Regions from separate parts of the Homo sapiens genome. Here region 1 is linked to region 2. Evidence: chromatin contacts called from ENCODE Hi-C or POLR2A ChIA-PET data. All regions are on one chromosome and are shown on one strand. The core of a region is the stretch at or near the end of the contact, and the rest is flanking DNA. Distances in the headings are between cores, read along the strand shown.

Evidence for each region. A loop is a pair of places that touch in the nucleus more often than their neighbours do. ChIA-PET counts read pairs that join two places held with the same protein, here RNA polymerase II (POLR2A). Pooled maps may share reads with other maps.
Region 1: a pooled map shows a loop between it and region 2 (3-fold over the local background). The contact joins two enhancer-like sites. A Hi-C loop is called at or near these places in 2 of 37 single-sample maps with no recorded cell type and 5 of 50 pooled maps. POLR2A ChIA-PET finds 5 or more read pairs at or near these places in 2 of 52 experiments (activated CD4-positive, alpha-beta T cell and activated CD4-positive, alpha-beta memory T cell).

What each region holds. Positions count from the first base shown.
Region 1 is chr7:131,501,619-131,504,425 of GRCh38, forward strand. It overlaps PODXL (podocalyxin like), which reads right to left. Exons shown (of 9, transcript NM_001018111.3): 9 at 1-2,807. The coding sequence ends at 2,693. Among named protein-coding and RNA genes, the nearest start is that of PODXL, 54 kb to the right of the region's middle. Within about 2 kb of position 1,338, at least 15 of the 41 ENCODE cell types and tissues checked have a DNase peak (open chromatin) inside an H3K27ac peak, as active enhancers do.
Region 2 is chr7:130,958,723-130,961,573 of GRCh38, forward strand. All of the region lies in intron 5 of LINC-PINT (long intergenic non-protein coding RNA, p53 induced transcript), which reads right to left. Among named protein-coding and RNA genes, the nearest start is that of LINC00513, 47 kb to the left of the region's middle. RefSeq lists enhancers at 1,275-2,474, 1,801-1,890, 2,444-2,533. Within about 2 kb of position 1,314, at least 16 of the 41 ENCODE cell types and tissues checked have a DNase peak (open chromatin) inside an H3K27ac peak, as active enhancers do.

The DNA.
Region 1 (2,807 bases), core at 88-2,587, 540 kb after region 2:
GGCCTCCTGTGCAGCTTGGGGAAACCACAGTTTACCACTGAAAGAGCTGATGATAAACTGTCTTTGCTACAACCTGTTTAAGTCATGCTGAGCTTCTAGTGTTCCTCTTACCTCTTCCCAGACCCAATGCTCTCTGAATTATCAGAGAGCATTTAGAACCCAGTAAAGGTGGCAGAAGATGATGACCTTTATAGATGCATGGCTGTTTGGCCTGTTGACATAGGTGTCCTGGTGGCAAGAGCAAGGCAAGGTGTCAGATTCTGAAGCTGTCCTAAGCCTAGACTAACACAGTTTGGACGAATATAAAGCAGTAACCTCTGAATCAGCCCAGAGCCTCTCCGGGTTCTCCTTGGACAGAGCGATGGAGAGTCAGGAGAGTCAGGACCGACCTGGCCAGGCACTCCTGCTCTCTAGTCCTTGCCAGTCATCATCTGTCTCCAAGAGGCCATAGGGTTGCAGCCTTTGATTGATTTGCAGAGGCCTATTTGCTGTCTCCGTCAAAAGCCCTGGCTGGTGAAGTGTGACCCAGGATCAGCAAAGGAGGAATAATCCAGTCTGGCCTCTCCCACGGGACCACAACAGAAAACCTACTGGGTGGAGAGAACCCAGCGCTGGGCAAGAAGGAAGCAAACACCTCACTCAAGCCTAACAAGATTTCCTGTTTTCCCCCAAACAGGCACTGTTCTCCATCCTGCCCACCTCCAAACACTAGAGCATCGGGGCAGATGTTTTTGGAACTTGTTAGCCTCGCATCCCTCTAACTCCTGGGAAACTCGCTGGGGCCCTATGTGAACCCCTGGCCTTCCTTTTCCCCTAGGATATCAGATGGCTACAGACTGTGAGGAAGGAATTAGGCAGATGGTGCAGGACAGATCTTCCCCAGCCCCTCCCCCTACCCTTTTAAAAAGTAAGCCATCCCGAGTGGATAGCCTATTTCATCAGAGCTACTACAGCCGGAGCCTGACTCTTAAGACCCTGGAGGTGTGGCGTTTCACCCGAAAAATGGCAATTTCATTCCCCTAAGCAGTTCTGCCCATTTTCCTACTTGATCCCAGGGAATTTACGCCCAGAACGATGGAGACCATGGCGAAAGTTCAACATTCCACACAGGATTCCCCCTTCTCAATCAGATGAAACCTCACCATGCCCACTGCTTAGGAGCCTTCTACATGGCAGCTAACTGCCGAGCCCATAAAAGTCCTATATTGGGGAATAGACATAGCTTTGTGTTCCCCTGAGATGCCACCAGAAACTGCAAGAGAACCGCAGCAGCCCCACTAGGCTCACAGAGAAGAGGAACAGCAAGGCCTAGCTCCAGGCCAGGACAGTGGGACGTTCCCACAACAGTCTGTCCCCCAGGCTGCCCTTCATGCACCCAGCATGCACTGCGCTTTCCAGGCCCTCTTTTCCTGTGGCACAGGAGAATCAGAGTGAGTGAGATGAGCTAACTGGACGTCTGCCAACTGTCTGAGCTTTTGGCCTTTGGCAGTGGAGGGCTGGGTTAGAAAACAACTATAACAAAACTCTCAGCAACTTGAAATGTCCCTGAGTTTCCTATGATATACAGGGGAAAGCCTGTCCTTCCTGGCTGCTTTAATGGATTGTCTCTGAAGACACATCGCTGATGGGGGGCCCCGGGAAGGCCTCTCCTGCAGCCACTGCTCTTTCATACTGGGTCTCAGGGAATCACTCCCATCAGCTGAGCAGTGAACAACAAAAGGAACACGCTGCTCTCACTAGCTACAGCAGATTTTAGTCCCTGGTGGAAATGGAAGCCCAAAGAAGATCGTGGGTGGCCTCTGCAAGGAGTGCCAGGGGCAATGGGCCAGTGTTCCTGCTGACCCCTCATCAGCTGCCCTGAGATACCAGCCTGGACTCGAGTGTCCCCTTCTCTCCTCACCTGCACGCAGGTCCCCTAAGCAGACCTGGTTCACGCACGGAGACCTGTGTGGGTTAAGCCCCCATCTCACGAAGCAAATGTGAGAAAATCCGAATCCAGAACAAGGGGTTCAAGGTTATGAATAACCTGTGCTAATCCCAGAGGCCCCAGGACAGAGTAAGTGGGAACAAACACTGAGTGTAGGGAGGGGTAAGAACATAGAGGGTGGGAAGATGGGTACACGAGGCTGGGGTAGGAGAAGGAAAACTTGGGAGCTGGACTTTCAGGTCGTCAGATCCCACCGAGCCAGGATGTAGCCCTGCCCTCCTTTCCAGCCCAGCCACCTGCTGGAGTTTCACCCCTGCCCGGGACTGCTCTGGACGGAAGGCACATGTGAACACAGCAGTGTGGCATGGTGCAAATGGAATCTTTGTTCTCATCCTGGCTCTGTCACCAAGTGGCTCTGACCTTGGGCAAGTCACTTACCCTCTTCAGGTCTCGGCAATCTCACTGCAGAATGAAGGGATTCCACTAGTTCATCTATAAAGTCCCTTACGTGGCTTTTTCTTGATCTCCCTCATCATCCAGCAGCACTGAGCTCAGGCACTAGTGGGTTATTTTACAAGAGGAATCTGGACAGAATGTGATTTGTTCAGGTTGAAAAGGGAAAAATTAAGGCCCTGGGGGGATTGGGAGGGGACACCCCTCGGAGTTCACTCTCCCTCCCCAGTCTTTCCCTTCCCCATCCAAACGGCACTTGGGGTGGTTGGTCTGGAGCTCTGTGGTGCTGCTGGAGGCCACCGGCAGACCGGACTAGAGGTGTGTGTCTTCCTCCTCATCCAGGTCGTCCTTGGTCAGGTTGTCCAGAGGGACGATCCAGCTGTCCCCCAGCTCCCCGTTGAGGCTGACCACCTTCTTCTCCTGCATC
Region 2 (2,851 bases), core at 64-2,563:
GAGCAGCTGGGATTACAGGTACCTGCCACCATGCCCAGCTAATTTTTGTATTTTTAGTAGAAACGGGGTTTCACCATGTTGGCCAGGCTGGTCTTGAACTCCTGACCTCAGTGATCCACCTGCCTCGGCCTCCCAAAGTTCTCGGATTACAGGCATGAGCCACTGCACCTGGCCCGGTCATGTTTTTAGAGTGACATATGAAGACTCCTAGAAAATATTAATACAGAAGAACTAGCTTACTATGAAGATTTCAAAATACTAATACAAATTAATGAGGTACACGTGAAATCTTCCCTGGGGAACTTCATGAAGAAGATAAGCATCCCTCCTATCTGGGTAATTTGCATACCCTCCTTCCTTAAACGCTGAGGCACGGATTGGTTCATTGGTTCAAAACCCTATCCATTATTCTCATAGCTCTCTTTATATGACAAAAAAATTCTGTCATGTCCCATTTACTACTCTAAAATCAAATTTGTTGATAATATTAACTACTGTACATGCAGCTTTAAAACATGAATATCCTAAATGTACATAAAAGATAATCTAAAAGAAGCAATTTATAATAAAAAATACTTCACATTTCATTATATAAATAATTTTCAGGTACAATTAACTATGTAATCAAATAGATGCTTGTAACTTACTTATAAAGAAGAAGCTTGTATTTAAGAGAAGTCAGATTAGAAGCTTTCCATATTAAAAGTGCAGGAAAATGAAAGAAGTAGTATAGGTGGACCAGAGAATGAAAATGAATCTATTCTGTGTATATTAAAAGTATGCAAAAATTATTTTGCATTTTTATGAAAAAATAAAGTCTAGGTTCAGAAAATTATAAACTGATCTTTCCCTACACGAATGTCCAACAGGATAACTGAAAGTCATGTGTACTACAGGGCAATTCTTTATCTCTTTTCTACTGTGGGACATTAAGTTCTCTCGCTCTCACTCATGAAATATCCTTCATTAGGCTGGGCGAGGTGGCTCATGCCTGTAATCCCAGCACTTTGGGAGGCCGAGGCCGGCGGATCACCTGAGGTCAGGAGTTTGAGACCAGCCTGACCAACATGGGGAAGCCCCGTCTCTACCAAAAATACAAAAATTAGCTGGGTGTGGTGGCTTGGGCCTGTAATCCCAGCTACTCACGTGGCTGCAGCAGGAGAGTTGCTTGAACCCAGGATACGGAGGTTGCAGTCAGTTGAGATCACACCACTGCATTCCAGTCTGGGCAACAGAGTGAGACTCCATCTCAAAAAAAAACCAGAAAAATCCTTCATTGTACCACCAGAATACCCTCATAAATTTCCACTCTGTCACCTAGGGGGCGGTACTGCTTCCATGAGAACTCCTGACCAGATCATCTATGGGAGTTTCCTTTTAGTCTTCATCGTCCGTCGCACTGAGAATCAAATCCTGATGGACAAATCAGCAACATAGCTAGGAAGCACAGTAACTTAATATAAAAAAAGACTATGAAGAAATTAATTTAGTTTAGGCTTATGCCATTAACTGTAGCCATATTCAACATAATTTCCTCTTTTTGAGTTCAGGATGATTGGTTACTCCACATAGAACATGGAGTGGAAAGCTGTATCTTTGTGACTTTTATTTAGATAGCACAAAATGAGCCTGATTTTTAAAATGTGAACATTCAAACCTGGCTAACTAATGATAAAAAAGGGAGTTTTTCATAGAACTCTACAACTCTCATTTCCTCAAAACAAGAATTAATGCATTCTTTCACATGCGGTCATTACAGGAAGGGGGGGTAGCCATTTACTGTAAATGCCTTTCTGATGCAATTCTACTACCTCTTTCAAAGACAGAATTCATCCAAGAAGCCTTAGTCACTTCTTCAAGAAAAATGCCACCGCGCTGAATGTACACAGACTAAACCACATGCCTAAGGAAAAAAGATGAGCTGATTCCACCATTAGAACACAGTTCGGGAGAAAAGTGGCAGAGAGAGAGAGCTCATAGCTTGTCAGAGCAGATCAAGTAGTATGTCTGAAAATCCGCCCTTTAATGTAACAGTCACTGTTTCATAAATCAAATGCAAACATAGATTTCCCCTCTGCCTAACTTTTAAAGTATACTTCCTAAAAATATAAGACCCCACTTCTAAGCCAGTAGCAACTGTGGTGATTTAATTTTTAAAGTTTCATGCACGGAAAGAAAAATGGAATCTTATCTTTTAAAATTTGAAAATGAAACTATGTTTTGAAGAGGGTAGATTTCACAGGAAAAGGGTAAGACAGTGGATAATACGATAAAGCAGTTTGGATGGAAAAACTTCAGACAAATAGTTCTGAACTCTTCTCAAAGAGAGGATCAATTTTTCTAAAACCTCAAAACCACCCAAAGGGAAAAAAAGGAATAATTTCTCCAGTTTATCCTTACCCGGATGAGCATGAATTCTTCTAACAGCCAGATGCACACACTTGTTTTTATGGAGGAGTTACTGCTGAGCCAAAGCCCAGGAGTCACTCAAGACTGGAGGCTGCGTGCTGCTGGAGCCCGAAATCCCCTTGATGAATGAAACTGCACATCGTAATATACACATTCAGAGCGGGCTATTGGCTAAATGAAGGCAATGCGTGTGGAAGTCTGATTTGCCACCTTCAGGGCAGGCGTCTTATATCCTAATTCAGAAAGATGACAGGCTTTTTTTTTTTTACTCCCTAGACAGTCAAAACTAGAAAGGGTTCGTTTTTCTGTAGCCTTCTCCCCAACCCTACGGAAACCACAGAGAGAACAAACCACAGTGAGACTTGACTCCTTAACTAGGCAATGCCAATGAGAAAAGAATTATGTTGACACTGGCAATTTACAAATAAGTCTCACACCACTG